2 separate regions of the Homo sapiens genome follow, and region 2 is linked to region 1. A link is a loop called in an ENCODE intact Hi-C map of the cell type or tissue named here. Cell type or tissue: breast epithelium. All regions are shown on one strand. Links, peaks and the distances in the headings refer to the core of each region. The heading gives the core; the rest is flanking DNA.

Region 1 (15,845 bases), core at 4,240-12,239:
ACCATCTATGCCAGCCAAGGTTTGTGTTTTAGAAAGATCCCTGGCAGGCAATATGGAGAGTGATTTAGAGCCCAGGGAGCTTATTAGGAGGAGGTGAGGGAGGGTCTACCTGGGCAGTGTGTCAGGAAGACAGGGAAGGACAGATGTGGGGTGAGGGCAGAGGACAGTCAGCACATCGGTGCTGCCAACCCTTTCCTCTCATGGCTTCAGCAATGCTGCTCTCACCGGTTCCCACCACACACTGTGTGCGTAAATAGATGGAGGGGTGGTGGGAGGGATGGGGGATGGGTGTTTGGGCTCAGGGGCGAATCTTGGACCGAGCACTGTGAGGTGACGGTGGGGCCAAGGCTTGCATCTCCCCACCCACCTGTCCACTGCCATTGTGGAGCAGCCAGTGTGGAACAGCCAGGTGCGGGTGGGGACTGCAGGTGTCCTCCCCAGTCCAGCAGGAAACCACTGACTCATGTCTGACAGCTCTCAGCCTGGATGGGCTCCCGGAGGCTGTTAGTCACCTGTGAAACAAGGGCACGTGATCCCTTCTTGCCCTGAATTCCTCAGGCTGTGGACTCCCTGGGACCACAAGTTTGAACTTCTAGGAAAGAAGGGACTCAGGTTTTTTTGGAGACCCCCATCCTCAGGGGCAGGAGGGGAGGGGAGAGGAAACCCGAGCCTGGTGAGGAGGTTAAAAGTTTGAACTTGATCCCTGCCAAGGAGGAGTTGGGTCTCAGCTGTGATCACTGAGCCTTTGCATCCTGTAACCTTTTTCTGGTTACGCATGGCAAGTACAGCACTGGCCAGGCACGTTTCTGTCGTTTACACTGATCCACAGAAGCCTCTGTCCACAGACGACCTCAAAATGGCATTCACCGTAAGCAGAATTCACCTTCAAAACGCTACGTGAGTCCAGGGGGGCAGCGAAGAAGAGGCCGAAGGAGCAGTGGGGCAGGGGTCGCGGGTCTCTGTGGTGTGGAGGGGGCAGCGCCGGGAATGTGCGGGGAAGCCTGGAGGCCTGGGTCCCAAGCCCCTGTGCCAATTGCTGGGGGCCCATGAGACTCACTCCACCTTGCTGAGCTGATTCTGGACCCTGATCACAAGGGACTGCAAATCCGTGTTCTCGTGCCTTCAATCTGGGCCTGCCAGGGTTGAGACACGGCACAGACCCTCTGAGTTGGCTTTGGGAAGATAGATGGAAGCCATTCCCTCTTGCTTCTCCGGTGCAGGCTGCAACTCGTCAGCCAGTTGATACCAAGTGTTTACAGTGCATGAATCTCGACCCGAGATCTACAACAGGCCAGCTGGGAGAATTTCATTTGATTGTGAGGAATGTGATTATTTGGCCATTGGCTCCTGGCCTGTGAGCCACTCATGAGTCTTTTGAACCACCCGGGGTTTCAGTCTCAGTGTTTCCAAAAGCTGGGAGGGCACTTAGACACGTCCACCGAAACCTTTATTTGATATATGAAATGGAGATCCCGAGGGGAGGAACAGCCACCGAGGCCCTGGCTAGAAGTGGTCAAGCTTGTCCGCATGGGCTCCGAGGGCTCCCAGGGACCGCAACGCTTCAGCCTTCTAGGCCACACTGCAGGGTACACCCAGTGGTCGCTGCCCTGGTCACTGCCACCGCCTTGGCCTGTTCCTTGCCCTGTGGCACCACCAGTGGGGCCCTCCTCCCCTTGCCCATAAAATTCCTGAAAGAAGAGAGCCTGCCCGGTCAGGCCTGGTGGATGGACAAGGCCTTCATGTTAGCCAGGCTCCCACAGCAGTAGCAGCCACAGGGTTGGGGTGGGGGGAACTGTGCAGGTGCAGGAGTCCAGGCTCAGATAACAAAGGTGGGGAGTCCAAGGCCAGAGTGGAGGCAGAGGCCTTGGCTGTGCCCCAGTGCCAGGAGATAAGGTTTGTGAGGAGCTGGGCTGTGCCTGGCACAGGGTGGGGAGCTGTGGGTGCAGCTGCTATTCTCAGTCCAGGGCACTCCCCTGGGGCTTTGACAGTGAAGACTGGAGCCAGGCACTGAATGGGGGGGCAGCCTGAGGAATCTGGGGTGGAGGCTCAGCGAGGAGGTGTTTGGCCACAGGCCAGAGGGTCAGGCTGGGGATCCCTGAACCTGGAGTACAGAGTCCTGCCAGCAACCCAGGTGGAGCCAGTGGGGTGCCCCTCATACCTCCTGCAGCCCTGCTGGGAGGTCCCCCGGGATGGCTGCCACCTGCCTCAGGGGCAGAGGATGTGGGGGGAACTGGGTGGGGTGTGCCCTGAGGAGGGAGGCTGTGATCTTTGTGTGTATTTGTGCAGCAAACACTCCCCCAGACCCCCTGGCACCACCTGGGAGTTGCAGATGGGGGGTGCACGGCCCGGGGGTGGTGTGGCCCTTCCCTGAGGCTCAGTCACTCCCTCAAAGATCCTCTGGGCTTTCCTCTGTGTCCTCCAGGTGCTACCTGGGCCCTGTATGGAGGGCTGCATGCCCCTACAGAGCCATGGAAAGTGGCCAGACAGATGGACCCTCAGCCCCCAGGCCTCCGCTGGCCCACAGCGGAGGGAGGGTGTCCTGGGGTTCCAGTGTGTCAGGGAAAGGAGCAGATTGAATGAGCCACTGCCCCTGGCCTTCTTGATGGCCACCAAGCACTTCCAGCATCAAACCTGGGTGAAGCTGGGGCCTCACTGGGGTACCGCTCAGGGCTGTGGTCAATGTCAGACACAGGACAGTGGGGGAAGGGTGAGAAACCTGAGTGTGGCCCTCTCTGGATGGTGGGGTGAAGCCTGGGGCCCAACTACCTGCAGCCTCCCTTGGGGCTCTTGCCAGCACGAGCTGGGAGGTGGGACAGGGTTACAGGACCTGATAATGAGTCACTGGGGAGGCCACATTGGGTGCAGAGGCAGACACTCCCCCTTTTTGTGAAGCCCCAGCCATTCAATGGGGCAGCACCCCTCCTCTGACAGATTTGGAGTAGAGCTCATGCGAGGCAGCACAGCACCTTTGGCATGGGCCTTTGGCATGGGCAGCTCCACCCAATTGCTTACTATAGAAGAAGGCCCACTCCTGGTACTACAAGTGGATCTGTGCCCCAAGAGGGGCCACTATGGATGGTCAGAGGAATTCTCAGCACCTGGTACTGCCTGAACCTGGTGTCACCCAGCAGCTGGCCCATCACAGGTGAGGGACTGAGCGTGGAGGGGTGGTGGGCACCACTCATGCTGAGCACAGTGGGGGTCCTGGGACAGCCCTGGGCCTGCAGCCTGCCCTCACAGAGGTCTCATGGTGGCCTGGGAGCTCCCAGCATCCCAGGGGATGGGCATTTGTATCTGGACCGCTTGCCACAGGATTAACTGGTGCTAAAACACAGCCATTCAACAGCATTAGGGGAAATTGAAATGAAAACCATGAGGCACTGTCCCTATACCAGATGTGCCCCTCACAGCTCTGATCACAGAGCTGGGTGGTGGTGGAGGAGTCAAAGTCCTGGGCTCACTTATGTGTTCAACTTCTTGCTAGGTGGCTCTTTCTCTGCTCAGGAGGTGTCTGTGTCTGCCCAGGTGAGACAGGAGTCGCCTTGTGTATTAGTCCGTTCTCATACTGTTAATAAAGACATACTGCTATGAGGAAATACCTGAGACTGGGTAATTTATAAAGAAAAAGAGGTTTAATGGATTCACAGTTCCACATGGCTGGTGAGGCCTCACAATCATGGTGAAAGGCGAAGGAGGAGCAAAGGCACGTTTTACATGGCAGCATGCAAGAGACCGTGTGCAGGGGAACTGCCCTTTATAAAACCATAAGATCTCATGAGACTTGTTCACTATCATAAGAACAGCACAGGAAAAACCTGCCCCCATGATTTAATTACCTCCCACTGGGTCTCTCCCATGACACATGGGATTGTGAGAACTACAATTCAAGATGAGATTTGGGTAGGGACACAGCCAAACCATACCACCATGGTTTTCCTGGTGAGAATTCAGAAGTGAGAAATCCCAGGATAAATTCCATGTTACATAGGATGTATAATTCCATGTTACATAGGATGTGTAATCCCATGTTACATAGGACATATAATTATTGATCACACATAGTCAAATCATGTAATGCAGGAAAAACAAATAGACCAGAGCTATGTGTGTCAAGATGGGCACATCTCAAAATACAATGTCAAGAGAACAAGTGACAAGATGAATATATATGACACCATTTGTAGATGTTTTAAAAACACAAAATAGTACTGTATGGGATTATGAATATAAACTTAGGTTGTAAAACAAAAAAACAGGAACAAGAAACATACATACTAACTTCTCAGTTAATAGGGTATCTAAGAAAAAATTTTTTAAAAAAAGAAAACAAAGATAAATGCTAACTTTAGAACTTGGTTAGCTCTGGGGAGGACATTAGCAAAACAAAACAAAACAAAACAAACAAAAACAAAAAAACCAAAAAGCAAATATTATGGCAAAATGTTAACACTTGTTAAGTCTAAGATGTCTGAGTTAAATTATGGGGGTGTATTGTATATTGTTTTCTGTAATTTTGCTTGAAGTATTTCATATCTTAAAAACAGGCCAAAATGAACCTTAAGAACACTATGCCAAGTGTGTAATCCCAGCTACTTGGGAGGCTGAGGCAGGAGAATTGATTGAACCTGGGAGGCGGAGGTTGCAGTGAGCCAAGATCATGCCATTGCACTCCAGCCTGGGCAGCAAGAGTGAAACTCTGTCTCAAAAAACAAAGCAAACGAAGCAAAACAAAAAAAGGCTGGGCATGGTGGCTCACGCCTGTAATCCCAGCACTTTGGGAGGCCGAGTGGGTGGATCACCTGTGGTCAGGAGTTCGAGACCAGCATGGCCAACATGGTGAAACCCCATCTCTACTAAAAATACAAAAATTAGGCAGAGCATGGTGGCTCATGCCTGTAATCTTAGCACTTTGGGAGGCCGGGGTGGGCGGATCACAAGATCAGGAGATCAAGACCATCCTGGCTAACATGGTGAAACCCTGTCTCTACTAAAAAATACAAAAAAAAATTAGCCAGGAGTGGTGGTGGGCACCTGTAGTCCCACCTACTCGGGAGGCTGAGGCAGGAGAATGGTGTGAACCTGGAAGGCAGAGCTTGCAGTGAGCCAAGATTGCGCCACTGCATTCCAGGCTGGGTGACAGAGCAAGACTCCGTCTAAAAAAAAAAAAAAAAAATAGCTGGGCATGGTGGTGCATGCCTGCAGTCCCAGCTACTCAGGAGGCTGAGGCAGGAGAATTGCTTGAACCTGAGGGGCAGAGGTTGCAGTGAGCTGAGATCATGCCATTGCACTCCAGCCTGGGCAAAAAGAGCAAAACTCTGTCTCAAAAAAACAAACAAAAAAAAAGAACATTATGCCAAGTGAAATAAGCCAGACACAAAAGAGCAAATACTATATGATTCCACTAATATGAGGTCCTAGTGTAGTCAAATTCATAAAGACAGAAAGTAGCATGATGGTTGCCAGGGGCGGGGGGAATGGGGAGTTGATGTTTAATGCCACAGAGTTTCAGCTGGGAGAGATGAAAAAGCTCTGGAGATGAATGGTCATGACGGTTGAACAATAAGGTGAATGTACTTAATGCCTCTGAATTGGACACTTGCAAATGGTTAAAGTGGAAAGTTATATGTTATGGATATTTTACCACAACAAAAATAAATAAAAACAAACCAAAATAGGCAAATCTCTAGAGACAGAAAGTAGATCCGTGGCTGCCTAGGGCTGGGGAGGATGCCAGGAAAATGGCCAAGGGATGTAGGGTTTCTTTCTGGGTTAATGAAATGTTCTAAAATTGATCGTGGTGATGGATGCACAGCTCTGTGAATACACTAAAAGCCACTGGATGGAACTCACTCAATAGGTGCAGAGTGCGGTATATAACTTAGATCTCAATAAAGCCCAAAGGGAGTGGGGATCCTTTCTGTGTCGGCTACTCTAATAGAAGCCTGTGATCTGTCTGGTCTGAACTGGGCTCTGTCATGAGCGTCACAGAGTTATTAGGAGCCCCAAAGCCTTCCTGACCTCCGCCATCCCATAACGTAGGGTGGGAACTCTGCCAGCCGGGCTCCCAGGGCTGGAGCCATGCTACATCCACGGGGCTCTGGCAGGGAAGCAGAGTCATAGCCTCTGCCAAATGAGGTTAATGAGAATCTGCTCCAGGCTCCAGGGGTTTTGAGGCTTAATTAATACTTGCAAGGCCCTTGGTGATTGTGAAATCAAAGGTTCTGTGAATGTGTACAACGCTGGCCTTATTAACACCAGTGCATTACGCAGGAGAAAGATGCTAGCCTTCTTATCACTCACTTAGCTCCCTGGAGGGGCTGGTCCCACGGAGTCCAGGCCAGACTGCCACTGGCTCTTGTGGCCCTTGTCTTGCTTTCCAGGCCACTCCTAGGGTCGGGAGCTCCAGGGCAGCCACCCTGAGTGGCAGGGGTGGCCGGACTCTTAGTGGACAGCGAGTAGAAGACCTCCACTTTGGGGATCTGGAGAGGCAACAGGGCAGACCCCCTGCAGCAGTCTTGGTGATTGTGCCTCCAGACCTAAAGAAGGACTCCCAGTGAGGATGCCTGTCACCTTCCCAGATGGCCGGTCCTTCCTATATTAGATGTGCCTCCTTGGACTAAGCACCACCAGGCTCTCTGGAGCCCTGCAGGGAGGACTGGCACTGCCCCTTAGCCCAGGGCAGCCTGGGGCAGGGAGCCATTCCATCTTGCCTTAGCTCCAGTCTTTCCTGCCTGCTGCCTCCTTTCTGCTCTGGTCAAGAACCACCCCTCTCCAGCACCCCCTACAGAAGTATCCCGCTCTCCCCAGGCCACAGGGCACAGCCCCTCTCCTTTGTTCTGACACCCCTCCCAGAGATGGAGCCTCAGACTCCATCTCAGACCCTGGAAAGGGGTCCCGATCCAGACCCCAAGAGATGGTTCTTGGATCTCGCACAAGAAAGAATTCAGGGCGAGTCCATACAGTAAAGTGAAAGCAAGTTTTTAAGAAAGCAAGTAATGGCCAGGTGTGGTGGCTCATGCCTATAATCCCAACACTTTGGGAAGCCGAGGCGGGTGGATCACTTGAGGTCAGGAGTTCGAGACCAGCCTGGCCAATATGGAGAAACTTTCTACTAAAAATACAAAAATTAGCCAGGCGTGGTGGCACATGCCTGTAATCCCAGCTCCTCAGGGGCTGGGACACCAGAATCACTTGAACCCGGGAGGCCGAGGTTGCAGTGAGCCGAGATGGCACCACTGCACTTCATCCAAAAAAGAAAAGAAAAGAAAGTCAAGTAATGAAAGAATGGCTACTCCATAGACAGAGCAGCCCTGAGGGCTGCTGGTTGCCCATTTATATGGTTATTTCTTGATGATATGCTAAACAAGGGGTGGATTATTCATGTGTCCCCTTTTTAGACCATACAGGATAACTTCCTGACATTGCCATGGCAGTTGTAAATTGTCATAGCGCTGGTGGGAGTGTAGCAGCGAAGACGACCAGAGGTCACTCTCGTCGCCATCTTGGTTTTGGTGGGTTTTGGCCGACTTCTTTACTGCAGCCTGTTTTAGCAAGGTCTTTATGGCCTGTATCTTGTGCTGCATCCTGTGACTCAGAATGCCTTAACCATCTGGGAATGCAGCCCACTAGGCCTCAGGCTTATTTTACCCAGCCCCTACTCAAGATGGAGTTGCTCTGGTTCAAATGCCTCTGACAAGACCACATCATCCTGTAAGCCACCCACCCAGGAGCATCTCACGCCATCCTCAGGGGCCCCTGTTGATGGCAAGAGTGTCTGGATTCCATGTGGAACCCTCCCCACTCTAACAGAGCCTCGCTGCCCTCAGATACTGGCCACAAACCCATTTGTAACCACTGGGGTGGCTCTCTGGCCAGGGGAGTAGAAGCTAGAAGGAGACATGGGCCAGAAGCCAACATCTGTGGCCCTGGGTGCTCTCAGCTCTAGGGCCGATAACCCTGGGGATCCTTCAATTTAGGAACCCTCGAGGCCCGTGAACTTGAGGATCTGCAACCCAAAGGATGTGTGGCTCTGGGTGTCCTCAACTCAGGGGATCCATACTCCCCAACCCCTGCTGATCCTGGAGCCTGTGCCCCTCGGCCAGCTTCTGCTATGTTGGCTTTTCTAACCAACCCCCTTTGATGGGTACCAGTTGTGTGCACTGCTGCTAAGACATGGTGCAGCCTCCCCCATGTCGGATCCTGTTTCTGGGGACTAGTCCCAGCTGTCCCCGTTTCCCCTAGGTATGCTGAATCTTAATGGATGTAACTCGTCACTTCTGCCAGGAGGCTCTGAAGATCGTGAACATCGTCCTCCACGTCAGCTGTCCCTCCCTCCCTCTTCCCCTACTGGCTTCCTCTCTTCCTCAAACATAGCCAGCCATTATTTATTTCTTCCCATATCCGGGGCCTGTCAAACCAGATGGGGCTGAGCCCAGAGCCTGCTGGCTCCCTGCCAGAGACTTCCCTTCATAGGTCTCTTCCCCAGCCCTCTGGGGTAAGCAATGTAGTGTTGTGGTTACACCAACAGGCACAAGAGACAGGTTCTAGGTTCAATCTCTCTCTGAGTCTTGCCTGCTGTGTGACCCTGGGCAAGTTGCTTAACCTCTGTGTGCCATCTGTACAATAAGGACAATCCTAATACTACTGTACATTGTTATTAAGAGGATTTAATGGGACCAGGATGGAAAGTGCTTAGCGTCGGGCTGGCGTACAGTAAGTAGCCAAGGAAGGTCAGCTGACGATGGTGCTGAACTGCCTGCCTCTGAATCTCCCAGAACATCCATCATCCATGTCTAAAAATCTGTCCTAAGAGGGCAGCCAGGCATTTTGCCAAAGCCCAGGTGATCCCTGTCCACCACCCGACCCCAGTCCTGCCCCCAGCCCCCTGCCCCCTGCCCCAACAGAGGAAATGTTGTCCACAATAGAAGGATGCTGAAACTCCCTCCCCAAGACTTTATGCGACGTGCCTGGCAAGTGCCCCCACCCAGCCCTGCTAACAACCTCACCCAAACCCCACAACCCCACCCAACTGCCTCCCAGGACCCAAGAGAGGGCTGTGAGGCTGCTTAATGAGAGGGTGCAGGCCCTGCCTGAGCAGACCATCCCAGGGGCAGCTTGGAGAAGGCCAGCATTCTTCTATCTATAGTTCAACTTCTCTGCCATTATGGTCCATCTCTAATTCAGGAAGCCTCTTATTATGTTTTCTTTATGTTCTCTTCATGTTGATCAGTGGGAAAACAAATGAAAGGGAAAATCATGGGTGTTGTGGTTAGGAAAAACTACTGAGGGGAATAGCGGGCTTTGTGTTCTCTGCCTCGATGGCATGTCTAGGGTGTCCCAGGGCATCAGAAACAGAAACAGCTTTTCCTGGACATGTTATGAGGGTCTCATGGGGCAGGGCACCCACTGCTACAGGAACAGACTGAAGCCTGAATCCTGGCTTTGCCATTGGCTCTCTGGGTGCCCTTGAGCTGGTCCTACCTCTCCAGACCTCACCAGCCTTGTCTTTAAAGTGAGAATAATGGGGCTGGATGGGGTCACTCATGTCTGTAATCCCAGGACTTTGGGAGACCGAGGTGTGTGGATCACTGGAGCCTAGGAGTTTGAGGCCAGCCTGGGTAACATGGCAAAATCCCGTCTCTACCAGAAGAAAAAACAAAAAAACAATAACAAGGCCCGGCACGGCGGCTCACGCTTGTAATCCCAGCACTTTGGGAGGCCAAGGCAGGCGGATCAGGAGCTCAGGAGTTCGAGGCCAGCCTGACCAACATGGTGAAACCTCGTCTCAACTAGAAATACAAAAATTAACCGGGCGTGGTGGTGCGAGCCTGTAATCCCAGCTACTCAGGAGGTTGAGGCAGGAAAATTGCTTGAACCTGGGAGGCAGAGGTTGCAGTGAGCTGAGATCACACAACTGCACTCCAGCCTAGGCGACAGAGCAAGACTCCAACTCGGAAAAAGAAAAAAAAAATTAGCCAGGTGTAGTGGTGCGCACCTGCAGTCCCAGCTACTCAGGAGGTTGAGGTTGAGGTGGGAGGATCGCTTGAACCCAGGAGTTGGAGGCTGCAGTGAGCTATGGTCACGCCACTGCACTCCAGCATGAATGACAGAGAAAGACTCATCTCAAAATGAATAAAGAATAAAATAAAATGAGAAAAATGGGCTGGCTCAGCTTCCTGGTGGGCTGGGATGCAGAGTCCCCATGGCAATGACAAAGAACAGTTGAGCAGCAGGAGTGGGAGAGGCTGAGGCCCAGTCTGGCCTGTCCTTTGGGCCCAAGACCCCATCCTCATGCCTCTTGGGGTCCAGGGAACAGCTGCCCCTCCCTCTATTTCTGTTCAGCAGTAACCACTGGTCTGGGAGGCAGAAGAGCCTGGAATGACCAGGCCAAGATGAGAAAAGCAATGGTATCTGAAATGGGGGCTACCATTAGAATCTATTTAGAATCACGTCCTGCATGGGGACACGTCCTGCTGCAACTCATCCTCCATGTGACAGCTGCAGTGCTGTCCATCTCTTCAGGGATGAACTAGAGTTGGGGAGAGGTAGAAAGACAAGCAAGAGTCTGAGAAGGGCTTTCTTGACACTGGAGCTGGGATCTGACATTCTGGCCTTCTCCACAGCAGATGTGCAACTTCTGAGCCAGGCGTGGTGGCTCATGCCTGTAATCCCAGCACTTTCAGAAGCTAAGGTGGGCAGATCACCTGAGGTCTGGAGTTTGAGAACAGCCTGGCCAACAAGTTGAAACCATGTCTCTACTAAAAAAAATTACAAAAACTAGCCAGGTGTGGTGGCACGCACCTGTAATCCCAGCTACTTGGGAGGCTGGGTCGTTGTGGTCTCCTTAGCCTTGTCTTGCCAGGTTCATCCTGGAGACAGCCACAAAGGTAGGGAGTGAGGAGGCCTCCTTCTTTCTCTCTCCTCTCACTTTCCATTCTTACTGTAGGAATGATGATCTCTGTCATCATGCTGATGGCTGTAGCATCCCCAGAGGGACTCCACAGGCAGGGTAAACATGCTTGGTGCCCCTTGGTGCCCGAAAGAAGGAGCAAGAGTAGTCAACCAGGCCATGGAGACCAACGTGGTTGAAGGAGCAAGCAGCCGAGCACTGGATAGAGGGGATCTGTTGGCCAATGGCCGGGGTTCAAATCCCAGGGCCAGCTCTTACCAGCTGGGTGACCTCAGCAAGCCCATTAGCATCTTGAAGGCTCAGTTCATCCTGCAAAATGGGGATGATAATAGTATTTATCCCCTGGGGCTATTGTGAGAAATGAAGATGCTCTTTCACATGCAGCACTTAGCATAGTGCTTCAAACTGCAGGCACCCAGTGAATATCGGGTATATGGCCTGTATCAGGCAGGCAGGCATGGGAGCAAGTGGCCTTGCTGGGCTGGTAAAGCTCAAGCTGTTTCCTCCCTCCCTAAGTTGGGGTCCTCAAGGGTTCACATTCCCAGAGCTTTGTGTAGGTCAAACTTGAGTCCTGGCAGCCGAGTCGGGGACCCTCCCCTTCACAAACACTTCCAGGGAAGATGATTTCACAACTCCTCAGGGTGCGTTCTAGTCCACACAGCCCCCACCCTCCACGTGTGTTCCTGGGGTTGCACCCAAGTCCCGATGTCACAGTTGAGCCCTTTTCTATCTTCAGAGTAAAAGGGAGGTGAGCCCAGCATGGTCCATCACCCCCAGACTTTCTCCTCAACTTGTATGGGGTCCTGGTGCCTTCTCGAAATCTGATGAGTGCCTTAGACTCTCTTCCCAGAAAAAAAAAGTTTTCCCAAATACATTGTTCACTCATCAAATGTTGCAAGATTCCTTATCTTTTAGGAGGGGTCCCTATTATAAGTTGGTGGTTATGCTGGTGGCCTCTGGAGTTGAATTTCCTGGGTCCCCCAAATCTGCTTCTACTATTTTCTGGCTACAAGAACATAAACAAATCACAAACATCTTTAAACCTTGGTTTTCTGGCTGAGTGGCATGGCTCATGCCTGTAATTCCAGCGCTTTGGGAGGTTGAGGTGGGTGGATCACTTGAGGCCATGTGTCCGAGACCAGCCTGGCCAACACAGCAAAACCCTATCTCTACTAAAAATACAAGAAATTAGCCGGGCGTGGTGGTGCGTGCCTGTAGTCCCAGCTACTCAGGAGGCTGAGGCATGAGAATCGCTTGAACCCTGGAGGCGGAGGTTGCAGGGAGCCGAGATCGCACCATGGCACTCCAGCCTGGGGGACAGGGCGAGAATGTAGGTGGCACGATGCATGCATTTTCCTGCTGAACGTGTCAACAAGCAGAGCCGACTCGTGTGTTAGCAACACAGCCTGCCCAGGGAGAAGCTTGAATTGGAAACTTCATTTATACCTTGATGGGTCCAGCTTGATGACCTAGAGCTGGGATTTATTTGGCTTGTAGGCAACTTTAACCAAGGAGTAAGGGGCAAAGCAAAGACATTCTTCCCCAGCTGCAGGGACAGGCCTTGATAGACTGACATTCATTAATGTCCTTGTGTTTTCATAAGGTTAGGAGTTGGCTCTGGAAATGAGTGTTCCGTGGAGAAATGGAGGTTGTTCACAGGAAAGCCTTTCCCTTGAAGAGGGGCAAAGGTTGCTTCTTCTCAAGGGGCAGGTGGAATTTAGGTTTTAACTTTCTTTGCAAGATCCACCCCAACATTCAGATTTCAAGTCAAGCCGGGTATCCCAGTAGGAAATAACTAGGGCTTCCTCCCAAGAATTGGGGTTTGTAAGTCCTGAGGGCATGAGTCATAGGTTACCAGCCTCCTCTTGCCTGCAGGCTCTAGAACAGCACTGGACATAGAGAAGATGCTCAGTAATAGCTCTGCCTCACCCTGTCTTTCCCAGGCACTTCACAGCCTCTTGAGCTGCCAGCAGTAGGCTCTGTTAACAGGGACTGTTTCACATTGGCTCTGATGAGGGGTGATGCCCAGAGTGGGGTTCCCCAGATGCCGGGACGTGGACTCCTCTCAGATTATTTGATGATCGAGGGGCAGTTGCCCCAGAAACAAATAATTTCCTTAGATAACTGTCTTAGAAGTGATTACTCTTGGGAACAGAAGGAGGATACTGGTAACGGAAGAGACTTCTTTTCTCTCTGCAGATGCTTGAGAGAACTCTGGATTCTGAGATGTGTAATCAACTACCCCATTGAAAGTTTTAGCATTAAAAGTCTCGCATCCCAGGAAACCCCTGAGACCCAGGCAAAGCAAGACCATTGGGCTACCCTATGAGGGGTTGCCTGGGTGGTTCCAGTGTAGGGACCCAGTTGCCCACGTTGAGGCCGAAGGAGCAGGGGACTAGATAATAGGGTTGGCTGCTATTGGCTGGGAGGGGTTGGTGGCAACAACTCAGGGGCGATCACGACAGTGGCCAAAGGCAAGCCATTTCTGGGGCTCTGATTTTGAAAAGCCCTGACATCTGCCAACAAGCCCTGTCAGGACTAATCTCTCGGCCCCAAGCAGAGAGAATCCTTTCTGGAAGCCAGAAAGGGGCCTCAGGGGTGGTGGCTAGAGAGGCTGACCATGCTGACCTGAGCAACACCTCAGGGTCACAGGCAGCGGAGGCTGCTTCGTGGCTGGAGAAATGGCAGATGTGTCTGACACTCAGGTGAGGCCCCCAGAATGTCCCAGACACTGCTGGGGCGTTCGCTTGCATGGGGTGCTAAACACAGCCTGGTCCTGATGGGAGTTGGTGTCTCTGGAATTGGGCACAGAGGTTAAAGCAGAATATTAAACCAATTTTCAAAAATTTGGAGAAATAGATTTTTTTAGTGAAGAAAAAATTTACTCCACTTACTAAGAAGAGTCCTCAAGGGAGAAGAACATTGTCTCCAAGTCACCAACTTCCTCAAAAGGAAAATTCAGGAAAGGCTCTTCCCTCCAAGCCTTGGTGTAATGGGAAGCTCATAATTTACATATTATCACAGACATACCAAAGAAACGGAACACCATGACTGATATAAGACTTAGCGGCAACCAAGGAGAGATTATCTGGGCATCTCTGAGTCTCCAATTTGGGAAAAATTCCCTCTAAGCCTTTTAGTGTCCTATTATGCAAGTTGGAGTCGACTTGTCACAAATCATAGGTGTATAAAAGAATAGTGTCTGGCACACCTCACAGCTATATGAGGGCACCTGGCGGCTCATTCTGGCTGCTGAGAGAAAGGCTGGCAGAGGTGCCGAGGGGGCCGTGGGGTGGCTCTCCCCACCTCTGATGACAGGGTTCCCATGGTTTTTGTCCTGGCTTTGTGGGGACCTGATTTTGCCAGGTGTGCCCTTGCAGGGCAGAGACTAGCTGTGCTTTGTCCACTTGTTGTGGGCTCTGCAGTGCCCATGCCCGGGCCTGGCATGAATAGATGTCCCATGAATGCTTCTAGAATCTTACTGAATGATTCCCGCAGACCCGTGCAGTGAAACACTTAAGTGACAGGCATCCACACTTCTGTTGGTAACAGCTCTCTTCCCGGCCACCTTAGAGTGAGGCCTGTGGAAGAAGACATGTGTCACTCTGGGTCCTGGGCCCTTCATCCAGACGGTTCCATGGATCCCAGGGCTGTCTCTATCTATCCAGAGCCCCAAAGCCACCTGCAGGCAAGCATGCCTATTTCTTCCTCTCTTGGGTTCCTTCCATCCGCTCATCCTGGTGGAGCACCTCATTGGCCAGTCGGTGTCCTTGGTGCTGGGGATACAGCAAGTCCACGAGACAGGCAAGGACCCTGCTTAGAAAACTGCCTCTTGAGGTGCACAAAGAAAGAGGTTGGTCTTTGCTTCTCAGAGGCAGAAGGTGAGGGGACTCAATTGCAAGTTACACAGAGAAGTGAACATTCACTTCCAAGATCTTCTGCTGTCCATTCCCACTTCCGTTGGTCCAGTATTCCACATTTGATTTGGGTGTCCTTTCTTCCCCCATACAGCTCAGGGACTTCTCACCCTCTCCCAGCTTCAGGGACAGGCCTTGATAGACTGACATTCATCAGCATGTCCCAGCCACCTGGCCACAGTGGTTGGCTAAGGGATGGGCACCAGACCCAATTGGGACCAATAAGACCCACAGGACTTTTGATGGGCACCTGGGAAGATGCTTTCTTATTTATTTATTTAGAAACAGAGTCTTACTCTGTTGCCCAGGCTGGAGTGCACTGGCATGATCTCGGCTCACTGCAACCTCTGCCTCCCAGGTCCAAGCAATTCTCCTGCCTCAGCCTCCCAAGCAGCTGGGATTATAGGTGCCTGCCACCAAGTCCAGCTAATTTGTGTATGTTTAGTAGAGATGGGGTTTTGCCATGTTGGTCAGGCTGGTCTCAAACTCCTGACCTTAAGTGATACACCGGCCTCAGCCTCTCAAAATGCTGGGATTATAGGTGTAAGCCACCACACCCAGCAAGGGAAGATGCTTTCTTGATAATTTGTAGAAGCCACCTGGAGAAGGAACTGCTGGCTCTTCCAGGCAGTCAGAGCGTGAACCAGGGTTTGGCACATCTTTGAACCCTTTGCTGTGTTGGGCATGGCTGGCCTGGAGATGAAGCCCATAGCCCAAGGCAGGCAGGTGGAAAGAATTCCAGAGCAGCAGCGACAGTGCCCCGCCTGAACCTCAGCTGGGGCTTCAAGACTGTTTGGTTCCATGGGACAGCCCATTCTCTTTAGTTTGTGCTAGTTTGGGTCTACTGTTCTGAAAGCTACAACTGAGAAGATGCTAGCTGATCTCACTAAAGAGGAATTTCCTTTCAGGTCACAGAGTCAGGACTGAGGCAGCCTGGGCTTGGGAGAAGGAGGACCAGGCAGTTGGTTGGTGACACTCATTCAGGAACCAATAGCTTTGTGCCCCAGGGACTGTGGGAA
Region 2 (15,845 bases), core at 4,943-12,942, 61 kb before region 1:
TAATTGTTTCTGCTCTCAGCAAGACCTTGAGGGCAGAAAAAAGGAGCTTGGGGTGCATGCAGTGGGCACCACAGGCCCTTACTCCTGCAGGGTTGCGTGATCAGTTGCAGCCCAGCTGGGGAGGGGTGGGGTTGTGTAGCCCAGGGCAGACACTGGCCTGTCCTAGTTACTCTTGTCAGCAATGAGTATGAGCCCTTTGGGCTGTGCCCTTCTCCGTGCTTTTCAAAATGAAGGACTTGAGGACAAAGGGAGGGACCTTTTCCTGGGACCAAGCAGTGTGTCCTTTCTTAGGAGAGGGTAGTGAAGTCTGGGTCAGCAGCAAGGAAAGGAAGGGGTTAGATGTTACAATTCCCAGGATGGCTTCCTGGAAAGCCCTGTTCTCCCTGAGACCAGTTCTGCTATTTACCTCCTGCCCTTTGAAGTCCAGACTCAAGACAGTATGAAGACAAAGGGATAAACCCACTCCCCTCTTTGAAAGTTTAGGATGAGGAGTCCCCTCTGGAGCAAGCCGTCCAGGCCCTTCTGTCGCTGCACCTGTTACCCCCCAAATCTGCAGAGTGGGGTTGGAGTGGGGTTAGGAGCACATTCAGTTAAAGTGGGGCCAGGCTTCCAGCATGAGTGTAGAGGAGGTGGTACCCAAGGTCAGCTTTGACCTGACAGCAGCAAAAGCTGCCCTCCCTCCCCCAGCCACTAACATACTCCCCTCTTCCCTCTATGCCCCCTCCCTCCACCAAAGTTTCTCTTTCTCCTTAATAATGCATAGGATAACACACAGGCCTTAGAAAAGCCCACCACGGTGCCCCTCTGTGAATACTGGGTGCAGATGCTTCCTACCTCCTCCCCAGTCATGCTTTATCGACTACAATGCTAGGGCCATGGGTTGTGATTCTGTGGTGAGAATCAATTTCATAGATGTCAATAAACTAAGAGGAGGATTAATTTAGACTCCGAGGCTGAGCATGACAGCTATTTTGGGTCAAGTCCACATTTCATTCCTAAATGGACTCTAGCTGACCCATCCTTTCCCCTGGTCTGGCTCCTTACCCTTCATTCTGAGTTCAGCATGCTGAGTTTGGCTACATGCCTATGAAGAAGCACTGGGCTAATTTCTAGTCTTGGGGCCTTCTCCCTCCCCCTGCCCCATCACCCCACTGTTCATTATAAAAGCCAAAAAACATGGAAGAGAATTTGGAAACACATCATGCAGAATCACGCCCCTCTCACAGCAAGAAATACTGTTTGGCCTTCCTCTTCTGCCTGGATCCATGCGTGTGATGGCTGAACCGGGACACTCTCTTTATGGTCTATTTATTCAATTAATGTTAGATCCATCTCCATGTGGCCTTTGAGTCTTCGAGAGCATCATTTCCAGTGGCTGCAGAATGTCGTGTCAAGTGGATAGACATGCCCTATTGAATCATTTGTCTTCTGTGCACATTGTTGCTGGAAGCCAGGTCATCTGACCTGATTTTGGCCCATAATGCATATTTGCCAGTCCCTGTGCAGGGAGTGGGGACAGAATTCAGATATATTTCTTCATGAAACATTTAGGAACTGTTAGCTAAAGGCAGGGCACCATACCAGTGGGAGGACAGGGATTGAGGGAGTAAGAAAATGTGGCCTTAGATTTTCAGTTACTTGAGATTGTAACTGGCAAGGAGCCAGGCCACCAAGTCTCACATAATAAAGGGGGCTGCCGACTCCCAGGGAAGTGATGACATGCTTGGTTCTGAGAAAACAGCCTCTCAGATAATTGGAACTTGCCTTGTAGACATTAGTGCATGCCCTTTAATTTGTTACTAATGATAAGACAATAAGGTTCGGGACTAATTTACTTAAAAATAAAAGTAAAGAGTCTAGGGACTTTTTCTGTATTAGCTTCAGTTGCAGTCAGAATCAGTGCCTTCTGATGTTTCTTGAGTGAGAGGAGAAGGGATGTGGAGTTAAAGCTGTCTTGCTGGCGATTGTATCAGACCTGGGAGTTTTTCCCACATGGACTCCCATTTATAATGTGCATGGGGCAGGAGTGGGGAGCCTGAAAACCACTGTTTGACATGAGAATACTAATAACTGCTATGTTTACTGAGCTTGTACTGCAAGACTGTACTAGACACTTTACTTACGAAACAGGATTTCGGCCGGGTGTCATGGCTCACGCCTGTAATCCCAACACTTTGGGAGGCCAAGGCAGGCGGATCACTTGAGGTCAGGAGTTCAAGACCAGCCTGGTCAACAAGATGAAAACTTGTCTCTACTAAAAATACAAATATTAGCCAGGCATAGTGGTGGGCATCTGTAATCCCAGCTACTTGGGAGGCTGGGGCAGGAGAATGACTTGAACCCGGCAGGTGGAGGTTGCAGTGAGCTGAGATCCTACCACTGCACTCCAGCCTGGGCAACAGAGCAAGACTCTGTCTGAAAAAAACAAAACAAAACAAAACAAAAAAACCCAAAACCAAAAATTAGCTGGGTGTGGTGGTGCGGGCCTGTAATCCCAACTACTCGGGAGGCTGAGGCACGAGAATCACTTGAACCAGGAAGGCAGAGGTGCACTGAGCTGAGATTGTGCCACTGCACTCCAGCCTGGGTGGCACAGCAAGACTCTGTCTCGCAAAAAAAAAAAAGAAAAGAAAAAAAAGTAACAGAATTTTCTTTACAATAATCCTTTATGGTAGGTATTATTTTCTTCACTTTTGAAAAGAGGAGATTGCAAATTACAAAAGTTACGTGACTTGTTAGAGGACTCACTTCTTCCTTCTCCAAAGCCACTCTTTCCAGAGTGGTCTCATGCACATTTGCCTTTTAAAATAAAATGGTAACTGGATAGCAATCCAGACCTAGGATTCTTATATAAGAGAAATTATATGTAATAATTTTAGAAAGCTCTCTTAAAGTAATTTACTTTCCAATGAAAGTATGTACTTAGAGCTGAAATTGATAAGAATATATGTTTATAAAAAGTACTTAAGTTTATTTTTGTCCTTTTCAAAAGAGACAGTACCTTGTAGTTATAAAAGCCTTTAAATTAACATACCACATCAGTGGGCTAAGAACCTCATCTCATCCTTACTTGTTTTACTGGTAGATTAAAAACTTCAGGAAATTTACAGACTTTCTGCTCTGCCCTGAGAAGTAAGGAGACCAGACCAGAAACCACTGACCAGCAAATCTCAGTGGGGGTGCAGAGTCTGTCTGGCAGCTAAATGTATGAGGTGGGCAGAAGAAAATTTGAGGGGTCCAGAGTGAGCATTCCAAGTGCCAGGGCAGCCTGCGTCTGGTTTTAAAAATTTGACTTTGTTTTTCTTTTCTTTTCTTTTTTCTCTTTTTCCGAGACAGGGTCAGCCAGGCTGGAGTGCAGTGGTGCGATTATGGCTCACTACATCTCAACCTCCCAGGCTCAAGTGATCCTCTCACCTCAGCCTCCAGAGCAGCTGGGACTACAGGTGTGTGCCAGCATGCCCAGCTAATGTTTTTGGTTCTGGTGGAGATGAGGTCTCACTATGTTGCCCAGGTTGGTCTTGAACTCCTGGGCTCAAATGACTCTCCTGCCTTGGCCTCCTAAAGTGCTGGGATTACAGGCATGAGCCACCATGCCCGGCTGTTGTTTTTCTGGATTACTGAAATAAACACAGTTCATAATCATGTAAGTCAGAGAGAGCCATTGGTTTTATTTTTGGATGGCATAGAGTAGGCCATACCCAAGGTGATGATTTATTCTGATTCTTTCGTAAGAACCTTCTACTGCATCTGACTGTGGATATTTAAATGCTCTCATCACCAGCCTCTGTGGCATCCCTGCCTCACACTCAATCCATTTGCCCGACCCTCATGTGTTCAGAGGGTCTGACTGCAGGCACATCTACCTGCATCTGTCATTCCTTCCCCACATATATGGAGTGATGTCCAGTCAGCAGGCTGATGTACACCTTTGATATTCTGTGTTGAGTTTGGGGCTAGAGATGAATTCAGGAGTCCATAGCACATAAGGGGGAGCTACATCCCTGTACAAGAGTGGGCGAGGTCACCAGGGCATGGCAGATGGGGTATGCAAGGAGACCAGGCTATGTCTTGGGACAACCACGTTGGAGCTGCCAGTGGAGTATGGAAGGGTGGAAAGGATGAGATAGGAGGAGTGGGAGCTGAGTTAGGAGAATGCAGTGCCCTGGGGCAGAGGATTTCAAGTAGGCAATGAGCTAGGAGGACCTGGACGAGCGAAGAAGCCCAGGCTGTGTGGGGTCTGCTGGGATTCCTATCTGCTGCCCTTGCTTGTTAATTTTTACCCAAACCCCATGAATATATGTTCTCAAATCTTGGAAATTCTAAACCCTATCTATGAGAATGAGTCTTACTCTTTTTTTTCTAGTTCATTTTTTTTTTTTAGGTCATGGAATATTATTTGATCATTAAAGAACACGGGAAGAAAAAGTGAAAAAAAGAAAAATTAAAAATGCCTAAATTTCAACCTTTCTAAACATACCATATGTTAACATTTTGGTCTATTTTCTTTCAGTGGCTTTTCAGTGGTTTAGGATTTTGAAAACTGCTATTATAATTATATTGTATACATAAATGTGTACTAAATTTAACACATGTTGCAGGCATGAATTTATGGCTTTTAAAACATGGCAAACATCATTCAGACTGGTACAAAGTTCAGTACCCACCTTTTAATTAAATTTTCATTATATTACTCCTTTCCGTTGTTATATATGTTTTGGTTATTTGAGGTCAGGTACTGAGAGAAGAATGTAAATTTATGCCCACAACTGTCATTTGGCCAGCTTCTTGTATTTCTAACGGTAACAAATTTTGCCTCATGTATTTCGATGCTAAAGTACTGAGTGTACAAATGTTCAGAACAGTTATGCTTTCACAATTGCTCCTATGAATATAAAATTACCCTTTTTATCCTGCTTGACACTGCTTATTGCCTTAAATTGTGCTTTGTCTGATATAGCCACTCACGCTTTTTCTTTTGTTTGCATTTACCTGGGATAGCTTTGCCTACCCTGGAGCCATTTAATTTTAGGTGAGTCTTCTGTATGAATTTAATCTAGAACCTTTGTCTTCTTACAAGGGAATGTTAAATGCTTACATTTATCGTCATAACCATTCCAGGTGGCCCCCTGTCATCTTGTTTTATGTTTTTTGCATTTCCTTTCTTTTCTGACTTTTGAGCCATAGCTGATGATTTCTTTTCTCTTTTGCAGTGATTTGGAAGGGAGACATCTTGTTTCTCACTCCACTGATCCGCGTTCTATTGCCTCCAATGAATGTTTTAATTTGACTCTGTGTTCGGTTTCTAAGCAGCTCTGCTTATCTCAGCTTGCCCTTCTCATCTCCTTTGGTGGAGGCGACATCCTCTGCAGAGTGGTTTTAAAGGCCCTATGTTGGTTTTTCTTTGTTTGCTAGCTCCAGGAAGGGAGTCCTGCATGCCTGGAGCAGGAGAGTGGCAGGCCACTCCTAGGAGGTGCCCCAGTGCTTCCTGCAAGATGAAGGGATTGTCCAGGCCACAGGGTGTGTGTGTTTGGCAATGGTGGGTGGGAGGCGTGGCAGAAAGTGTCATCACTACTACCTGTGTTTGGAAGCCCTTCCTTTTGGCTCCACTGGCCCTTGTTTGAGAAAGACAGCCCAGCAGATCTGGTCCCTGCTGGCAGGGATGAACTCTTTGCAGAGAGAGGGTTCTAGGGCTGAGGGACCAGAGTGAGGGTAGGTTGGGGGAAAGGGACCTGAGCTGGCCTTTGCCTAGAAAGGTGGGTCAGGGCCTATTGGTCTCAGCTGGGAAACTTCCTGGGCATACAAACTGTTTTAAAAAATCCTTTTAAAGACTTGTAAATGGAATTTCAGTGAGGGCTTTTTCAGTGCCTCCATTTGTCTACTCTCTTAACCAGGTATTGCTCTAATATATTGCATATTAAAACTCTCTACAGGGCAATTAGCAGCTTTAAGTGGTTTGTTTAAAATTAAACACTCTGGCATTTTTTTTTTCATTTATTCAAGTTGGTTGCTCCCCCGTATCCCCTAACACAGAGGTGCCAGTTCTGCCGAGGGCCACAGACAGGAAGGGCTGGGGCCTGGGAAAGGCACGGTGGGGGCTGGCTGGGGTGGGAGGGACATCCTGCCAGGGCCCAAGTTCTCCAGAGGGAGACACAGGCCAAGAAGGGCCTCATCTTCTGGGGGGCCTGAGGGGCAGGAGTGGGACTGGCCTGCTGTCAGTGATCCTCTGCCTGACTCGGACAAAGCTTTCCCAACAGTGGCCTCAGGGACAGGCCACAGGTCAGAAGACCACTGGTGAGAAGGAGGCAGGCAGTGTGTGCACTGGTCAGTGCTATGGCAGGGCCAGCCTGGCTACTGGGGAGGGTGGTGAAGCCAGTGGCACCTCAGGAGATCTAGACCATTTCCACTCTACACCAAAGTCTGCACCCCACAAACACCAAGTTCCTCTGGAACCAGAATCTTAGCTAATCCTCTGCGATCCCTTGGAACATTTCAGCTGGAATCAAGTGGTAGCATCACCAGGGTCCCAAAAAACAAGTGCCGAGGAGGTCTCAGGGCAAGGACAATCTCAGGCTTGGTCACTGGAGATCAAAGTCATTACTCTAACCTCCATGCTGCTCCACCCACATAGTCAAGATAGCCACTGCCAAACCCTCAGAGCACCAGATTAGGAAACTGAGGTCCAGAGACATAGGTGATATATCCAAGTTCATGCAATAGAACAATCTGAATTCCTTACAGCATCTAAAAGTATTCCAATACATTGGCTTTTCCCCTTCTATGTGTGTTGATATAAACCCTGTGACCCAGGTGCTACTGTCTGGACCCAACACACAAGAGCGTGCATGTGTGTGTGTGGTGTGTGTTCCCCCTGGTAGAATTATTCACTCCTCCCCCTGGTAGGATTATGCTTCCAGTGCTCTCTGCTCCTCCTTCCATATTACCACTTATCTTATCTCACTGCACTGTAATTATCTATCTCTGTCTTCCTTCTAGGACTTGAGTACCAAGCAGGGTCTTTGTGCTTTTCTTTGCACATAGTAGTAGGCACACAATGGATTTTGTTAAATGAATGTTGATGAATTCACAACGCTCCACTCACTACATATAGGTCACTATGGCTTGGCCTTATTAAATGTGCAATCCCATTATAATAAATTAATTTAAAATTATATTCTTCTGAAGGTTAACAGTGGAAAAACTGTACTTTGCTCAGCATACCATGCCTGTGGGACGGACACATGGCTGCTTGGACCACACTAATTCATGGTGCCCCTTGTGGCAGCATGCTCTAATTGCAGGCAAAGGGTCTCAAGAGCTTGTCTTTCAAATAAGGAATACAAAGGCAAATCATCCTCACCGACTGTATACGAGCTTCTGAAATACACCAGCCTTTGCCTCTACTCTGCTACCCCAGGTTCCACATACCAGGTCTGCTTAGACCTGGTGTGAGATAAGGTTGGCAGTATTTATAAGATCCCGACTTGCCTCACCTGTTGGGCTACATTAATTCCAGAGGCGTGAGGAAGCACCCAGAAGGGAATGTCATGAAGTGGCCATGTGCATTTGCACATTTTCTACACTGCATCTCTTGTTCTGTTTTAGAATTGACTACCTCCCTGAGGACAGGGACTGTATCTCATTCACTTCCATCTCTCCAGTGTCTGGCACAGGGTTCAACACAGAGTAGGAGCCAGTTGTGTGAGCAGGGCGTGAATACTTGGTCCTGGCTGATGAAGTTGCTCTGATGTAACCAAACAGCCCTACTTTCTGATGCACAGCCATTCCAAACATCCGTGCCTTTATTGTTATCATTCTGATTTCTCAACTTGATTTTGTTTTCCAGAAGTCACCATTCAACCCTGTCGAGTTCAGCATGTGCTGACACACATTGTTACTGGGGTCAATGGCCAGATGAGCCCTTAACATTTCATTTCCAAGTGTTTGTCATTTCTCATTAGTTATATGTTTATAATCACTAAGGTCTTATCCCTGGACAACTTGTCAAAATTGTTGTGGCCTTGCCCACCCTTGCACTCATCCTTCCAGAACTGTGGAGAGCATCTGGAATCCTAGCATGACTTTTCAAAGAAAACACAGTGATCTCTTTCATCCTCTATTATCTTGCACATCAAAACTCTTTACTCATCAAGAGACTCTCTCATAGCTGTGAAAGTTACCTCCTCACTGCCTTGCATCCTCCACAGAACTGCAGGTGCCTCTTGGAAGAAGTGCTGCATCTGTGCCCCTCTCCTTTCCTGCCTTTGTTTTCCATTGTCATTAGAAGCGTAGCCATGGAGAGAAATCTGGCGCAGAGTGCAACTGCAGCCATTAGAAAAGACATTTTCCTTCTAACCAGCCTAAGGAGGATGGGGTTTGGTTTTCAGCCCCTGCAGCCTACAGAGAAATAAGCAGAATGAATTCAAGATGGCAGGTCCAAAAAAATCTCCTTTTGTAAAACAAGCTGTTTGCACAGGAGCAGGTGACTGATGGGTGCTGCAACCAAAAAGGGATGTGGAATTTGCAATGACCCCAACTCAGGCCCTCCCAGCAGCCACCCTGGGAGGCAGCTGCTCAGGAGTGTCACTGGGAATCATGAACCAAAGGATACTATTGCCTGCCTCCCAGTGCACAGGGAGCAAATCTTCTGCCTCCTCCCTCACAGAGAAAGCCTCTCCTAAGCTTTGTGCTTGGGTTTGGGCACTGCAGCTGTTCTTGGCATCTGTGCTTCATGGCAGCCATTACTGCCTGCGACTTGACACAGGCAGGAATCCTTGTGGCAGACCTGCTACCCTTCTCCTGCCCAGGGCTTTTGTGAAGACCAAATGAGAGAAATAATGTAATTTATTTGAAAACCAAATAGTACTGGTAGGAATGCTCAACTGTGGTGCTACCTGGCAATACCCTCCAGAAGCTCTGGCTTTGAGACACTTGGTGAGCACACTCAACACTGCAACAAATTACCCAGATTCAGTGAGATGCCTCAAACTGATGGCCTCAGATTTCATATCCCTTTCTTTGCCTATGAGCTTTTTTGGTTCTCTAACACTTGTTAGTCTGACATTCAAGGCTTTCTCAACTCTTCTTTCCAAACATCTATTTCATATGGAAACTCTTCTCCATTTCAGTGCTCCCAAACATACCATTGTCATTCCTACCCCTGTTCATTTGATCACAACTTTCCCTTGCCTTCCTTCCCCATCCCACTCACCCCTCAGAGATTATCCATATTGTACCCATGCTTGAAGACCAAGCATAAGACTTCTCCACAAGTTGACCCACAAATCACCCTCCCTCCTTCAAAATAATAGTTACTGGGTTCTTGCTGATCTTGAACCAGAGAAGCAGTGATCTCAGTGGTTAAGAACAGGCTCTGCAGTCAGATTGCCTGGGTTGGGGTCCTGGTCCTCTTACTGTCTGCGTGACCTTAAGCAAGTTACTTAAAGTCCCTGAGCATTGCTTTCCTCAGCCGTAAAGTAAGGATAATAATGGTATTCTTTTACACATATGTATTGCTGAGCACAATGCCTGACCCACTGTAAACACTTGAACGAGGGTTAGTATTGTCTCTAAGCATTTTCATATATGTTGCCATGTAATTGCCATGGCGGGAAAAGTTAGTTTTATTGCCCCAGAGGAGAAAGATGAAGTCTGGAAAGGTTAAAGCACTTGCCCAAGGCCACACATTTGATGGTAAAAATGTGATTCAGACTCAAGTTTGGTTGGCATCCATAGCTTTTCCACTGCCATAGCCAACTTGCCTTAATCAGGACTCCTGTGGTTACTCCAGCCCCCGTTCCTTGGTTCACTCTGCATATGAGCATCTCTCCTCTCCCCAGCCAGACCCTGGTCTCCTCCTGGGGAAGGGTTCTCAAAACACCCCACTCTAGCTATCCATCATTTGGCATTTGTTGAATTAACAAAAGAAAGAATGAGTAGGAAAATGTGCATATTAACACCAGACTATCCCCAAATAACTTAGCACTGGTACTTGGTACCTGAAAGTCAGGGGCCTCCCAACAGAACCAGAGGTGAGCCTCCTTCCACCTCAATTCACCCGCTATGCTTTGAGTCAGGAAATCTGTGTTGCTCTCCTGCTAAAACATTTGAAGTGATCCTCACTTTTCCTGTAGGACTAATCTGAGTATTTTCTTTACAGTTCAACGTGCTCTGTTAACATAAGCCTTCACTGAGCTTAATACATATTTCTTTGGCTGTCTTCCTCCAGAAGGCAAACTTTTGGAAAAAAAGGTGATGGTTGAGAACAGCAACAATATGTGTTCCCTCAGAGCTATGCAGTGAATGGACCCATGGCCTGCCCTAGGAGTCAGGAGAAATGGCTCTGGGCTCTGGTTTCCAGATTTACGTTCTCTCTTTTTAAAAGCAAAGCTACTTGTAAAGTGCTGTAAACACCGAGGTCAGAACTTCAGGGTAAACATGATGGAGAACAATGCCCATTTTGCTACTTGCCTCATTATCCCAGGAAAGAGCCTCATGTGTGTTAATTGGACAGAGAAGAACATGAAAGATTGTGTAGAGTGTGCCCAAAGTTACTGATATCCTACGTTTTGGTGTAGACACACTTAATCAGGTGAAACTGTCCTTTCAATCTCCTCAGGCACTGAATAAGGATGGGGAATGACGCAGTAGAGTTGTAGAAAAGGCACTGAAGATTCTGAACAGCAAATTCTCTTTCTTTTTTTCATTGTTTTTTTGAGACGGTCTCATTCCAGTAGCCCAAGCTGGAGTACAGTGGTGCAATGTTGGCTCACTGCAGCCTCTACCTCCCATGCTCAGGTGATCCTCCCACCTCAGCCTCCTCCTGAGTAGCTGGGACTACAGGTGCACACCACCATGCCTGGCAAATATTTTGTATTTTTAGTAGAGATGGGGTTTCACCATGTTGCCCAGGCTGGTCTTGAACTCCTGGACTAAATAAATCCACTCGCCTCGACCTCTCAAAGTGCTGGGATTATAGGCGTGAGCCACTGCGCTTGGCCTGAACTGCAAATTCTATATTAAATAACAAAAAGTTCTCTATTAAAGAATACCTGAAATCCCATTTAGTCACAGCTGTCATTTGTTGAGTGCCTACTATGTACCTGATGTTTTATTTGTATTATCTAATTTAATCCTCACTACAACCTGCAACAGAGTTGGTACTATCTCCATTTTACAGAACAGAAAACTGAGACTCAGTGTCTTGTCAAAGGCCAATAAGTGGCAGAGTAGCTTTGACCTTGGGTATGTCTGATTCCTGTCCAGAATTTTTCTCCCAGAGCACAAGGTTGTCATTCCCCTGATTCCCCTGAGGAATCTGGGAGTCCAAGAGACTTAGAGCTCTTGAGTCATCTGGTACAATCATCCTCTTCCTCAACTCATTAGCTGAAGTCAAGACCTGTGCACAATGCAGTTAGCTAATTTGTTTATTCATTGTATGCTTATGTAAATGGATTGAAATCTTTCCTCGACATCATTATCTGCCAGAAAATAGGGGCCGCATACTTAGCAAGTGTTTTCAATCATGTTTTAACTAGTAATAAATCTTTTGCTTGATTTATCTGAAAATTGTCTGCTTGCTCTCCTTCCTGTTGCCCTTATCTTGTAACACTTCATAAGCTTCCTCCAATAGTAATAACAATAGTTAATATTAAGTGAACACTCACTCTGGACCTGTCAGTCACTGTTCTAAGTGATTTAGCTCAAAACCTAGGAGGTAGGCTTTATTATCACCTCATTCTGCAGGTGAGGAAACTAAGGCACAACTTGCTCAAGTTTATGCAGCCCAAATAGCAGAGCCAGGATTCAAATCCCAGGCTAATTGATTACAGACCTACTTTGCTAAATGCCTCAGTTTATAAAGAAAATATCCTCCTAAATGGAAACAGTCTAGAACAACACTGCCCAGTAGAAATATAATGTGAGTTATAAATGCAAGCCACATATACAATATAAATTTTCTAGTGGCCACATTATAAAAGTAAAAAGAAACAAGTGAAATTAATTTAAATATATTTTACTTAATATATCTAAAATATTATTTTAACCTGTAATCAATATTACCATTACTAATGCAACATTTTACATTTTTTATACTAATTTTTCAAAAGCTAGTGTATGTTTTATACTTATAGCACATCTTAATTGCCACTAGACATATTTCAAGTGCTTATGGCCCCATATTAGACAACAGATATATAGACAGACATTCTACTTTTCCTATTTTTTTCTATTATTTGTTTCTATTTCAACTTTATTTTAAAAATTTTTTAAATTAAAAAAAATTTTAGAATCTTGCTCTGTTGCCCAGGCTAGGGTGTGGTGGTACAATCATAGCTCATTGCAGCCTTGAACTCTTGGGCTCGAGCAATCCTCCCATCTCAGCCTCCCAAGTAGTTGGGACTACAGGCATTCACCACCATGCCTAGCTAATGTTTTTATTTTTTATAGAGACGGGGTCTCACTATGTTACCCAGGCTAGTCTTGAACTCTTGGCCTCAAGCAAGCCTCCTGCCTCAGCCTCCCAAAGTGTTGGGATTATAGGCATGAGCAACCGTGCCTGGGCTATTTCAACTTAAAATTTGGGTTTTGCATTGGTATTGGATCAAAGAAGCCTATGTTAACGGAAATGTATCCTTTGGGTAATTAAATGAACAGAGCAACAGTTTAGGACAGTGGAAAGAACATGCTTTAGGCATTAAAAAATCTGGGTTCTAAGCCCCATCTTAGAACCACTAACCAGGGCTGTGGCCAGAGCAGCCCTCAACTTCCCTCGCTGTCTTTCCTCATGTTAAAAAGACATGATGGTTTATGATTATTAATATCCTTTCCATTTCTAAAGCTCTTTCTGCTTACAGCACACATTATTTCAGGGTTTCTGTGTCTGTTTCCTTGTTCCGTTCAAGATTTCTATAAGAAAGGACTTATCCCACATTGTGGTTGTGTTCCCCGTGCCCAGCGCTGTGGCTGACACATTTTTGTAGGCACAAGAAATGTCTGTTGAATGAATGGAAATCCAGTCCTCCTTTGAGGGACTCCTGGGCCTCCCAGTTCTTGCCAGAATGATCACAACAGCCTTAGCAATTAATTGCACTTTCTCATATTGGCCTAAAATCTTAACAATCTAAGCTTTCTAAAGGGTTATAGCCAGGATTAGAAACCATTTCCTGATCCTGTGTGCAAAGGAGGTGGTACTCAGCCCTAGGTGTGGCTGCCTAGAGACCCCCACAAATGGCCTCCTTCTTATTACACGCTGTTCTGATGCTGAGGAGAGTTAATTAATGACTCTAAATAAGAAAACAATCAAATCTGTCTGCAGTCATATGAGTCAGAGCAGACCCAGATGGGGTGCCGGGTCCTTGGCTTCCAAGCGCCCTCGGGAAAAGCAGTAGCAGCCTTTGCTCCTTTCATCAGAGCTCTGCGAAGCCCCAGCTTGGAAGGGGAAGGAATCACTCAAAATGGAATGGAGACTCAGCTTGATATGAAGAATTTTTCTTAAAAGTCTAACCCCTTATCTGAGTGTTGTACAGACTGAGGCCCAGGGAGAGGAGAAAAAACATAAGTTCATTCCTTTCTACCCTCTTTAGACATCCAAATCGAATGGGGAGTTCTCAGAAACCGGCCCCTGTGTGTGTTGCAAGATTGGAGCAGTTGGAACTGCCACTTTAGGAGGACAAGACTTGTGGTCTGAAATTCACCAAACCCCAAACCTGCCCACCTTCTGGAGTCTTGCAGCCACATATGGAGGTAGAGCTTTGGTTGGGTGGCATAAGGACAGGAATGTGATGCTTTCCTGAGATTGGCTGAGGCCCACACAGTGAAAATTTTATTTAGGTGTTAGAGGCTTTGCTATGAAAATCTGAGAGTGCAAATAGGTGGAAGGAATCTCTTAACAATATCTGAGTGTCTTCAGCTTTGGAATAGGCTGCTAGGAAATAAAGATAAGCTCTATTTCTTTGGCTGTATGTGTACTCTTTGTCAAATAACAGCTTCCTCATGTTTTTTTTCCTTCCTTTCTTAAAAACGAAAAACAATGACAACACTTTGTTGCCATCTACGCTTGGCTTCCTGTGAAAATTTTCCACAGTGGAAAGAAACCCCTGGGCTACTGGTCATGAAGGTCATTATACTACCCTTTCCCCATTCTTTGGTAACCAAGTTCAGTTAACAAAGCTGGATAAGATATAAAGTAGGTGGCACTATCCTTGCTGAACTTGGAAAGACTGATTTGTGTCTAAATCCTAGTGGGTCCGCAATCCTATTCCTCTGGCATTTGATTATAAACTTACATAGAATAATCCAATAGTTCAGTTTTATTTCTGTAATAGCAATAGGGAAAAAACAGTGGTAAGGAGGAACTTCCAGAGTTTGAGATCCAGGATGGAACCTAAATTCTTCCCCTTCTGTGTAACCTTGGGAAAGCCCTCAAAGCTTGGTTTCCTCACCTTGAAAGTGGGAATTATGCCACCACCTACCTCACAGGACTGTGAGGATTAAATACATTCTTACATGTGAAGAGCCTGAGTCAGAAAATGTTTCCTCTTATTAGCTCATAATTCTTTAAACAGGGATTGCTGATGAGTTTGTTCGAAGTAATGCAGTAATATCCACCACAGCTCTGTTTCCTCCTATTCCATTCTGTAATCAGCTTTGGGGAAATCCTCTTGGAGGCCATGGCCCTCAGCTCTTGCTTCTGGTCCACACCCAGAAGTCCTCCCTTCCCACCAGGTGGGTGAGGCCAGCACTCCAGAACCTTGGACAGCTCTCCTCCACAGTGATCCAGCTGGCTGCCCCAGGGAGCAGGAGGGTCTTGGGAAATTTTCCGAGAAAAGCTGCATTAGTGCAGTGATTTAGGAATACCAGGGCTGCAGTCTCATTTCCAGCATGCATGCTGCCACTTGCATGCGTGTTCAGATTCTTCAACATGACCAGCCCTTCTGGAAATTTCTAAGGAGCCTCTCAGAACTGCTCACAAGATTTACCAAATCTTAGGGCCTTTTCCTTCTTTTCTATGAACTCCAAGAATTTTTTTTGAGCCCAAAAAGAACAGAAACACCACCCACATCTTCCTGAATCTGCTGATATTTAATTTGTTTGGCTTCAGTACAAGGATTAAACATTCTTGATTAACTTCAAGTGAAAGTAATAATGTATGAGCATGAGGAAATGTTTTACAAGACAAAGATACAGGTATAAATTAAAAGAAACATAAAATAACGTTATTGCCTGTAGGTGATGTTAAGCACCATTCTAATCAGGATAAGCAGGTGGTTCAATTTATGAGGCAATTTAGCTTTTCACTCTCCAATGCAGAATACAACACACCATATGCAGTCACCTTCCAAACAGGCAAGGAAGAGATTAAGTCCTATTTTTACTTTATGATACTGAGTCACATAGTTCAATGCAAATCACATGGATGCCAAAGTAAGAACAATACCAGGTATTAAAATACCTTCTTTCCTTTGCAGAGCTGCAGAGCTCTTAGGATTTTGTGACTGCAAGAAATTCCTTCAGAGTAACTCCAGGAGAAGAGACACATGTCACCAGATGGGTATTTAGGACTGAGCATGTCTTATCTCTCTCCCCCACTTCTGTCATTAGGCCTGGAAAGCCGTATTTGCAGCTTTTTGCATTTGGTAATAGCCTCCAGAAGCCTTCATTTTCTGGGCTACATTGTTTTTGAGGAAAAGAGGGCTTGCCTTTGAAAAATGTTATTGACTAATTTAATAATGACAGAAAGAAGAGGATAAATGTGGAACAGGGAAAGAGGAGAAAAGAGTAGTAGAGGTAGAGGTAGAGACAGGAGATGCCTAAATCTCTTTGGCCTTGATAAGTGTTTTCCATGC

The links. Hi-C counts contacts between places; a loop is a spot of excess contacts. Peaks named below come from ENCODE experiments on the same cell type or tissue, not always from the same donor. Only the 100,000 strongest peaks of a DNase experiment are listed, where the experiment ranks them.
Region 2: a loop joins it to region 1, with 18 times the contacts of the local background. A loop is called at or near these places in 35 of 110 quality-filtered maps.

What each region holds. Positions count from the first base shown.
Region 1 is chr16:68,490,761-68,506,605 of GRCh38, forward strand. No RefSeq gene overlaps it. Among named protein-coding and RNA genes, the nearest start is that of ZFP90, 41 kb to the right of the region's middle. In breast epithelium, for the core only: no CTCF peak of the experiment used is centred there; DNase peaks (open chromatin) are centred at 6,081 and 8,415; H3K27ac peaks cover 1,237 bases.
Region 2 is chr16:68,429,504-68,445,348 of GRCh38, forward strand. The region is part of intron 1 of SMPD3 (sphingomyelin phosphodiesterase 3); the gene reads right to left. Among named protein-coding and RNA genes, the nearest start is that of SMPD3, 11 kb to the right of the region's middle. In breast epithelium, for the core only: no CTCF peak of the experiment used is centred there; a DNase peak (open chromatin) is centred at 5,538; H3K27ac peaks cover 1,251 bases; H3K27me3 peaks cover 139 bases.